Linked DNA regions of Homo sapiens: region 2 is linked to region 1. Evidence: chromatin contacts called from ENCODE Hi-C or POLR2A ChIA-PET data. All regions are on one chromosome and are shown on one strand. Each heading gives the region's core, a stretch centred on a gene start or an enhancer-like site at or near the end of the contact. The rest is flanking DNA. Distances are from core to core; before and after follow the strand shown. Region 1 overlaps LINC01290 (long intergenic non-protein coding RNA 1290). Region 2 has its middle 17 kb from the start of EMP2.

What was found. Hi-C counts contacts between places; a loop is a spot of excess contacts on that map. ChIA-PET counts read pairs that join two places held with the same protein, here RNA polymerase II (POLR2A). Pooled maps may share reads with other maps.
Region 2: a map with no recorded cell type shows a loop between it and region 1 (4-fold over the local background). The contact joins two enhancer-like sites. A Hi-C loop is called at or near these places in 11 of 168 maps with a recorded cell type or tissue (A673, Caco-2, HepG2 and 8 more), 2 of 37 single-sample maps with no recorded cell type and 12 of 50 pooled maps. POLR2A ChIA-PET finds 5 or more read pairs at or near these places in 5 of 52 experiments (BJ, H1, HepG2 and 2 more).

Annotation. Positions count from the first base shown.
Region 1 is chr16:10,511,439-10,516,184 of GRCh38, reverse strand. It overlaps LINC01290 (long intergenic non-protein coding RNA 1290), which reads left to right. Exons shown (of 2, transcript NR_149081.1): 2 at 953-1,343. Among named protein-coding and RNA genes, the nearest start is that of LINC01290, 14 kb to the left of the region's middle. Within about 2 kb of position 1,429, at least 6 of the 41 ENCODE cell types and tissues checked have a DNase peak (open chromatin) inside an H3K27ac peak, as active enhancers do.
Region 2 is chr16:10,595,255-10,600,601 of GRCh38, reverse strand. No RefSeq gene overlaps it. Among named protein-coding and RNA genes, the nearest start is that of EMP2, 17 kb to the right of the region's middle. RefSeq lists enhancers at 456-545, 3,076-3,370. Within about 2 kb of position 2,346, at least 6 of the 41 ENCODE cell types and tissues checked have a DNase peak (open chromatin) inside an H3K27ac peak, as active enhancers do.

The DNA.
Region 1 (4,746 bases), core at 180-2,679:
CCCCGAATTCTTTCTGGAGAGCTCTCTCTGCCTCCCTGTGGGCAATGTCTTGTAGAGGTCAATCAAAGTGACTTGTAGCATATGACCCAAGCCAGGCCAATCAACTTCCTCTTTCGGAGCCTCTCCTGGGCTCCCCAGTGGGATGCCACAAGGATGGAAACCCAGTTGATCTTGATTCCTCCAGCGCCTGTCTCCTATGAAGTCTCCCCTTCAGCCTCTTCTCTGATATTCTCCTTGCTGTGTGTTGAGCCTTCTCTAGCCCAGAGCAAGATTCTGGGGGTTACCCCATGTGCTTCCCCCAGCCCCTCTCCTGATTAAGTTCTGGTGCTCTCAGCAACTCTGAGTTTTCTGAAGGTTTTCTCTCCTTTTTTTTTTTTTTTTTGAGATGGAGTCTCACTCTGTCACCCAGGCTGGAGTACAGTGGCACAACCTCGGCTCACTGCAACCTCTGCCTCCTGGGTTCAAACGATTCTTGTGCCTCAGCCTCCCTAGTAGCTGGGACTACAGGTGCATATCACCACGCCCGGCTAATTTTTTTTTTGTATTTTTAGGAGAGACGGGGTTTCACCATGTTGGCCAGGCTGGTCTCAAACTCCTGACCTCAAGTGATCCTCCCGCCTCCGCCTTTCAAAGGCTGGGATTACAGGTGTGAGCCACCACACCTGGCTGAAGATTTTCTCTCTTATTCCATGACTGCATCCTGCTGCAATGCTCTGGAAACCTTCGTCCTGTTTTATATTTTCAAAGGGAGCAGAAAAGAGTTGAGGTTTCCTATGTGATTTATTTGGCCACATTCAACTTAGTCCATCAGATAAGCTTTGTTATCGTTGACTACATAGACTGCATGGCTTCTATGGTTTCATTGAGATTTGAACACTTTTCACTTGTGTTGGATTTTCAGCTTAAACTAATTTATTTTAATTGACGTCATTCAATTCCAATTTTATAAAAGGATGAACGCACGACGGAAAAGAGTAGGGAACATTTTGCTTGATGAGAAAATCCGCCAGCAAGGATGTTGGGCTCTAAGCAGAACTGAAGCTCTGGAATTAAGAACACAGCCAAGGAAGAGCTCTGGACTCTGAGTTTAAAGAAGCTGACTGACTTGTAAGGCAATTCCAGGTAAGATTGGTGAATCAAGTTAAGAATCAAAAGCAACTGAGATCAACGTGGAGGCCTGGAAGGTAAGGGCCATATTTTACCTAGATACTAGCTTAGAGACTTGCTACATTGGCACTGTATTTTAAGTATGTTATTTAGTAGTATTGTGAAATCAACTGGTTTCAACATTGAAAAGGATAAAAATAGCTTATGAAAACAAAACGGTTTTTTTTTTTTTTAAAGGATAAGGTGCATGTTTAATTTCAATTGCAGAAATGAAGGGAAGAGGCACTCCTGCCACCTGGTGGGCATTTATCCAAATTGTTTGTTCAGGTCTTTTAGGGGTGAAATTCGGGTTGTTGAATCTAGGTTGAACACACAAACATTCCAGCCCCAGCAGCAGTTGGGTCTTATTTCCTTCCCCTTGACCTGGGATCTGTACCTTTCTGTTTCCAATTAAGGCCTTTATAAATGAAAGCAACCTGGTTTGGCCAGATAAAAGTTCATGTCTCCTTGCCCGTGTCCTTGTGAACTGTATGACACTGCTCTCTGGAAATCTCGTGTGTGTACTTTTCACTTGTTAACCTCCTGTGTCCCCCACTACAAGGTCAGCTGCAAGAAGGCAGGGATTCTGTCTGGTCTTGCTATTCATGATAGTGCCTGGTACACTGTCTGGCATATTGGTCGATAGTTCCCTGATGAATGAAAATTTAACAAATAGGTGAAAACAGAGTTTTGGGTTGCCTGAGTGGCATGTTCCAAACCTTTACCATATGGTAAACCTCTTAGTTCAACTGCTAATAATTTCTTCTGTGTCTTGGGTTACAATCAACCTACCCAAGTTTGGCCTCTATCTTGCTGCAAGAAATAACTCCTGCCCATAGCTGTACCAGATTAGATTTATACAGAACCCAGTAGCCTGAAAGAAGACCTCCAATCCTACTACTTAACTATCCCAAATATCTCTCTGCTTGCTACTCATGGGTCCCAATTTGCAAGCAAGTGGTAGGTGAGTGTCCCTGGCTCATGGGACATTTTTTTTTTTTTCGTAAGGAGATAAGGGGTAGATAAGTAGAATTAGCCCAGTGGGAAATGATTTCAAGCTGCGGATTGATGATTAGGGTAATTTGTGGGTAGTCCAGAGAATGCCCCATGATCCTAAAGAATTACCATCATGCGTTGTTGCGATAGTGGTCAGATGAGTTTGAATTGATCATTGGCTGTGATTAGGGAGTCTCCTGTGCTGACCCATGTCCTCCCTTCAGAGGCATCTGGAACATCAATCCTGCAGATTATTCAGCTCATTAGGAATTCCCCGTGGAAGCTCAATACTTTCCTGAATCTGAATAGTTAAACCTCTGTGTTGCAAAAATCAAATACCATCTGGCTTTTGTGTTGTCTTGGCTAAATCCAGTCAATCCCAGCTTCTTCAATGGCATTTATGATATTCTGTTCCCACAAATCCAGAGAATCATAACTGGGTTAGAAACAGTTTTATTTAATCTTGGGTGTAGAAAGATTGTTTTCATAGATCAGACAGCATTTACCTCCATCAGAGTAAGAAAAAAGAATGTCCAGGTGTGTCCTTGCCCCAGTGATCACAGCATCTGTTGATATGTTCCTTGATATCAGTATATAGATCAAACTTACTGTCATCTTTAAAGAAGTTTACTTCATTCAAGTGCGGTGGCTCATGCCTGTAAAACCAGCACTTTGGGAAGCTGAAGTGGATGGATCACTTGAGGTCAGGAGTTCGACACTAGCCTGGCCAACATGGTAAAACCCTGTCTCTACTGAAAAAGTACAAAAATTAGCCAGGCATGGTGGCATGTGCCTGTAGTCCCAGCTACTCAGGAGCCTGAGGCATGAGAATCGCTCGAACCTGGGAGGTGGCGGTTGCAGTGAGCCAAGATCGTGCCACTGCATTCCAGCCTGGGCGACAGAGTGAGACTCCATCTGAAAAAAATAAATAAATAACTTAATGGCATTGACAAATGGTTGCCCACCCCACAAACCACCCACATACCCTAGTATCAAAATTATGGGAAATTGTTTCTTTCAAAGAGACTTCAGAAAAATATTGTATCCTGGTATAGAATGGATGGTTATTTCATTGTTTATATGAAAGGGCCTTGCTTGTTGACCAGTATTTGTATTTTAATTAATTTTTGTCCTTTCCCACTATCTAAGTAGCAAATCTGTCATAACTCCTGTGGTTACTGTCTTTTTAGACTTTGCCTGTGTGTTTGGATGTTTGGATTCCAGTAGAGAGGGTTCTTCCCCCGACACAGTCCCACCACTCGTAGTTCAATTGCAGGAGAGGAAAAACTTCATTTATCCTGTTAGATTCTGTGACTGGAGTCTGTAAGTTAAACTGACAACAGGTAGATGAACAGGAGGAAAGACATACAAATTTTAATATTTTTACATGCATGGGGCTTCACATAAAAGGAGCAAAAATGCAAAGCAGTGGTTAGACTTGGGGGCTTATATACCATTTTCCTTTTTTTTTTTTTTGAGATGGAGTCTTACCCTGTCACCCAGGCTGGAGTGCAATGGCATGATCTTGGTTCACTGCAACCTCCGCCTTCTGGATTCAAGCAATTCTCCTGCCTCTGCCTCCCAAGTAGCTGGAACTACAGGCACAAGCCACCACGCCTGGCTAATTTTTTGTATTTTTAGTAGAGACTGAGTTTTACCATGTTGGCCAGGCTGGTCTCGAACTCCTGACCTCAGGTGATCTGCCTGCCTTGGCCTCCCAAAGTGCTGGGATTAGAGGCATGAGCCACTGTGCATGATCAAAAAAAGCAATTTTTAAAAAAAAATTACCCAGGAGTGGTGGTGTGTGCCTGTAGTTGCAGATACTCAGGAGGCTGAAGTGGGGGGATCTCTTGAGCCCAAGAGTTGGAGGCTGCAGTGAGCCATGATTGTGTCACTGCACTCTAGCCTAGGTGACAGAGAATCTGAGAAAGAGAGAGGGAGGGAGGGAGAGTTTGGGTTCCTAGGGCTGGTAAGTTGTGGAAAGATGACTAGGAAGTGGTGGGTAAGGGTTGTTTAGTAATGTTTGTCATGCCAACTCATCTCTGTGCCAGTCACCCTGCCTTGGTATAGAGAAACATCTTTACATGGGGAATTTCCCTGCTTTTAGGCAGAAAGGGAGTGGGTAGAGAGCTCTTTTTGTCTGCAGTTTCTCAGTTGCCCTCAGCTCAAAATAATCCTTATGCCGAAGTGGCCTCTTCTGGGGTAATGTATTCTGATCCCCTTCAACACCAATAGAAAATCAAGGTAGATACACACCCCTCCTCCCAAAGTCTCAAGAGGGTGAAAGGCAGGAACTGCAAGGATTATATTTGTCTTCCTTATACGGCTCTTTCTCTGTCTCTTTTTTTTTTTGAGATGGACTCTTGCTGTATCGCCTAGGCTGGAGTGCTCACTGCAACCTCTGCCTCCTAGGTTCAAGTAATTCTCCTGCCTCAGGCTCCTTACAGGCAACCGCCAGCACACCCAGCTAATTTTTGAATTTTTAGTAGAGACAGGGTTTCACCATGTTGGCCAGGCTGGTCTCACACTCCTGACCTCAAATGATCCACCCGCCTCCACCTCCCAAAGTGTTGGGATTACAGGCATGAGCCACCGCACCCGTCC
Region 2 (5,347 bases), core at 1,097-3,596, 84 kb before region 1:
TCCAGATGGACAAGGTCCCTGTCTTTCTGGGTTTGGGTTCTTGTGGCTATGGGTTGGGGGTGAGTGCAGACAATGAACACATGAGTAAATGAAGCAGATGATTTCAGGTGGCGCTGTGGGGAAATACAACAGGATGATGCAAAAAGGGATCAAGGAAGGTGGGCTTGGTGGGGTGCAGTATATCACGTGTGGACTGGGGTCAGGGAAAGTCTCTGGGACTTTTGAATAAAGGAAGGGAGTGAGTGGGCAAAGCTGTCTTTTTAAGAGCCTCAGAAGGTGGGTCACGCCTTTGTTGGGGAGACTGGGTGCAGTAACCTTGCTGCATTTGCCTGTACTTACCTGGCCACAGGAGGGGACCATGGGCCACCCACCAGAAAGGGTGGCGGGGTTTTTTTTGTTTGTTTGTTTTGAGATGGAGTCTCATTCTGTCGCCCAGGCTGGAGTGCAGTGGTGCAATCTCAGCTCACTGCAGTTCAACCCCCTGGGCTCAAGCAATCCTCCCATCCTCAGCCTCCTGAAAGGCTAGAGCTATAAGTGTGTGCCAACATGCCCTACTAATTCTTGTACTTTTTTGTAGAGATGGGGCTTTGCCATGTTGCCCAGGCTGCTCTCGAATTCCAGGACTCAAGCGATCTGCCCAACTCGGGATTCCAGGCATGAACCACTGCACCTGGCCATACTCTGCTTCTATAAGGTTTATGTGCTTAGATTAGGCCCACATGGATAAGTTCCTTTTGAGGAACTGAAACTCAACCAATAAATCCCTTTTGCTAAGTAAGGTAATAAAGGTAATATAGTCACAGGAGCGACAGCTCGGTATATTCTCAGGTCCACCCATCCTCAAAGGGAGAATTACAGAAGGGTGAGGTTCACGAGGGCTGATGGTTACGATCACAGCAGGCAGTAGGCCCCTAGACCTCCTGCATTAGGGCTGTGCTAGCCTGGGGGGTCTAGAGTGTTGGGTTTGAACTCCACTAGCTGCTGTGTGACCCTGGACAAGTTGCCACCTTCCTCTGGGCCTCAGTTTCCCTATCTGTACACCTACGAGACTGGACTCACAGAGCTTCCCCACCTTGCCTGCCCTTGGGAATCACCTGTGAGAGCTCTTCAAAAATATAGTGCCCAGACCCCATCCTCAGGGATCCTAGCTTAATTGGCCTGGGGTGCAGCTCAGATGTGAGTTCATAATAACATCTACCCAGGTGATTTGCGACAATCCGTCAAGGCGGGGAACTGCAGGATTGGAATTGGAAAGGCTTTAAAGCAGTGGCTGTCAACCTTGGCTGCATGTTAGGATTCCCCGGGGAAATCTTTTTTTTTTTTTTTTTTAAAGACCAGTGCCAGGGCCCCACCCCAGTACCTGACTGAATTGGTCAGAGGTGGGGTGTTGGCAGCAGCATCTTTTAAAAGTTCCCCAGGTGTTACCAGGGTGCAGCCAGGTGATTATAATTCCCAACTTCCAACCCTCTTCCTCATCATGGGGTGAGATGGGGACAAGAAAATGCCAGAATGAAGGAGGAAGTAGAGACAGGGAGAGTAAAGTGTCATGGGTCAGCCCCAAAGACCCCTCTGTGGAACTGTCATCTTCCTCTGGATCCCCCCAAGGCATTGAGAGGAGCTCGCTCTTGGACAGGACTTTAAACCCATCAACACCTCTGTGCTCTGCTCTTTGAAACGAGGGCTTATTATGCCCCCACTTCCCAGGACTGAGGATTAAAAGTGATCATGCCCCTTCACTTGAGGTGAGGAGTTCGAGACCAGCCTGGCCAACATGGTGAAACCCCGTCTCTATTAAAAATACAAAAATTAGCCAGGGGTGGTGGCAAGTGCCTGTAATCCCAGCTACTCAGGAGGCCGAGACAGGAGAATCGCTTGAACCTGGGAGGCGGCGGTTGCAGTGATCCGAGATGGCACCACTGCACTCCAGCCTGGGTGACAAGAGCAAAACTCCATCTCAAAAAAAAAAAAAAAGTGATTATGCCCCTGAATGCTTAGCGCATTGCCCCAAGAATGGCATTACAAGAAAACTCTTGGAAGCTCCTTGGGGCAAGGCAGAGGGTGCCAAACGGAATCTGATCTCCACAGCCCCGGGAAAGGCCACCGAACGTCTCAGCCACTGAAATCTCAGCTCCAGCGCTCCCAGCTCAGCCCTGGAAACCAGGCTCCAGCCCTATTTTAAGCGTGGCCACTGCTCATTCTGCACCATTTCCTTCCAAACAAACGGCTTCCCTTTGGGGAGGTTATCGGTGTGCAGCCCAGGGTGGGCAGGGCCGGATTTCTGCCCTGGGCACTCCCCGGAGGTTGGAAAGAGGCCAGAGCCAGGGCCCTAGCAGGGCTGCTGGAACAAGACTGATTCCTGGCTGGGTGCAGTGGTTCACGCCTGTAATCCCAGCACCTTGGGAGGCTTAGGCAGGTGGATCACTTGAGGTCAGGAGTTCAAGACCTGCCTGGCCAATGTGGTGAAACCCTGTCTCTACTAAAAACATAAAAATTAGCCTAGTGTGGTGACGGGTGCCCGTAATCCCAGGTACTCAGGAGGCTGAGGCAGGAGAATCGCTTGAGCCCAGGAGGCGAAGGTTGCAGTGAGCTGAGATTGCACCACTGCACTCCAGCCTGGGCGACAGAGCAAGACTCCGTCTCATAAAAAAAAAAAAAGGATTGATCCTGGAGCAGGTTCCAGGCAGGGACACACCTCCAGTTCTCTGCCCAGGGCACCCCAGGTTGTATGGAGTTATCCTCTTTCATTCGTGGAGTGATGAAGCCTCACAAGCAGGGACCACCTGCAGGTTGTGAGCAGTGCTCTTTGATGAGGTGCCCCAGGTGCCTGGCTAAGTGCTCTGTAGGGACCCAAGGATATGTCTCACCATTTCTCAACAGCCTCATGACTGGTCTCTCCTTTTCTAATCTTGTCCCCTCCAATCCATTTCTCCCACAGTAGCCAGAAAACATGAATTGGCTCATTCACTCCACTGCTTCAGCTGTTCACAGGCTTCCACCATCCTTAGGATCAAATTCAAATTCCTACCATGGTCAAGGAGAGCTGCTTAATGTGGCCCCTGCCTGCCTCTCTGGTTTCTCCTTATCTCTCATTCCCCCAACTCATTCCAGCCATAGCAACTTCCTCCTTTCCATCACACGCACGTGACTCTTCCCTACCCCAGGGACTTTGCACCTGCTGTTTATGTCCTCTACAAGAAGTTTTTGTTCCATGGCTGGTTACTCTTCTAGTCTAACTGTCACCCTTCAGAGAGATCTTCCCAGATCACTGCCTCAACAGCGCCCTCACCACTCTCTCTCTGTCACCCTGTTTCATTTCTTCCTAGCACTTGTCATACTGAAAGTGTCTTGTTTTCTTGCTTATTGACTGATTGATTTTTCCCCCCATGGTCTATCTCTACCCCTAGAGAGGGTGGGGACCTTGTCTGGCCTGTTCACTGTGAGTGCCTGGGCCTGGCAAATGCCCAAAAGGTGTTAGTTGAATGAAGGAACAAAAGAAATTCACAAAGAGTTTCAAAGCATGAAGTGTGTGCAAGTCATTGTAGGGGCTTACAAATTACACATCACCACTCTGAAGGTAATATACCCGAAGGGTTATTCTAAGTGCTTTGCGTATTCGAACTCAACCTTTCCGCAGTCCTAGGAGGTAGGGAGTAGTAGTAGTAGTAGTCCCATTTTACAGATGAGAAAATGAAGGCACGGAGAGGTTAAATGACTGTGTAATGTCACACAGTCAGTCAAACCCAGGCATAGCCAGCTCCATAAGCTGTAGTATGTCTATGGGGAAACATGACGTGTGATGCAAACTTCTTAGCTGGGTTGCACAAGGAAAAGAAAAACCATCTCCTTACATTGTGGCCACACCCACATGGGTGAAATGAAGCTGCTGAAGGTGGGAGCGGGGGACAAGGAATTCCTTCAGGAATCCTAAAAGAAGCAGCAGAATTCCATGGTGGGTAAATCAGAAGCACAAAGTTCTAGGACCCATGGCTTCTCACCACGCCAGACTGTTTCCCCATCTCCAAAGTGCAACAGTGACACGATGGTCCTGGGCATTTCTCTCAGTTTTATGATTCTATTAAGTGACAAATGGGTGCCACCCAGTATCCCAGAAACTCCTGGGGTGGGTAGGAAATGGTGGCGAGTGGGGCTCAGACAGCAGAGAAAGGCATCAAAATCTAGGTCGGAAGTGGGAGTCAGGTGGAAAGGAGCGCACAGCTGTGGCTTCTGTTTGCCCAGTGCCCAGTCCTCCTTTCTCTGCTAGCTGCATGCATTCCCTTTTGGGAACTACCCTTTGGCCATGCTGTACAGATCTGGGGGATGGGGGTGTCTAATAAGGGGTTCTGGCTTCCCCATGGCCATGGGGGTGGACATATAACCCAAGCTAAGCCGATCAGATCCTCTCTCCAAATAGGAGTCCCAGCCCCAGGGAACCAGGGGTGGGGGAGGAAGGTGGTACCCACTTCTAGGCTCCTCCCAAGTCATGCAAGATCTTGTATCTCCTGTGGCTGGGGAGGCTCTTGCTGCACGCAGAATCCTCAGAGGGCTCCCCACAGGCTCCCGCCCCAGCCTTTCCCTCTGACCTCATTCCTGCCACTTTCCCCATCGTGCGCCATGTTTCAGCAACACGGTCACTGATTATGCCTCAGACAGGGCAAGCTCCTAGTCACCCCAGGGCACTTGGACTTGCTGCTTCCTCGCTCAGAACATTCAGCGGCAGACCTTCCTTCTCACGGTGGTTCTTTCTGGTTGTTTCAGCCTTTATCCGCGGTGTCCTCAGGCCCTGCCCTGCCCCTGTGGTCAGTGTCTACCACGTCCTCCAGCTATATTTTCCTCAGGGCACATATCGTGAGCTGAGGTTGCTTGGCTGCCTTATATGTTGATTTGCTTTTGTCGGCCTCCCGTTTGGTGTAAGCCCCTTCTCTGAGTGTTGCGCCTCCTCCTACCTTCCTGGGCCAGGCAGAGCCCCTGGAACTTGGCCAGCGTTTCAAAAAAATGATATTTGAGGCTGAGCACTGTGGCTTATGCCTGTAATCTCAGCACTTTGGGAGGCCGAGGCAGGTGGATCACTTGAGACCAGGAGTTTGAGACCAGCGTGGCCAACATGGTGAAACCCCATCTCTACTAAAAATACAAAAATTAGCCGGGCATGGTGGTGGCAGGCTCCTGTAGTCTCAGCTACTCAGGAGGCTGAGGCAGGAGAATCACTTGAACCTGGGAGGCAAAGGTTGTAGTGAGCCGAGATGGCACCATTGCACTCCAGCCTGGGCAACAGAGTGAGACTCTGTCTCAAAAAAATAAAAATACAAAATTTTAAAATACAAAATTTAAAAATATTTGAATAAAAGAA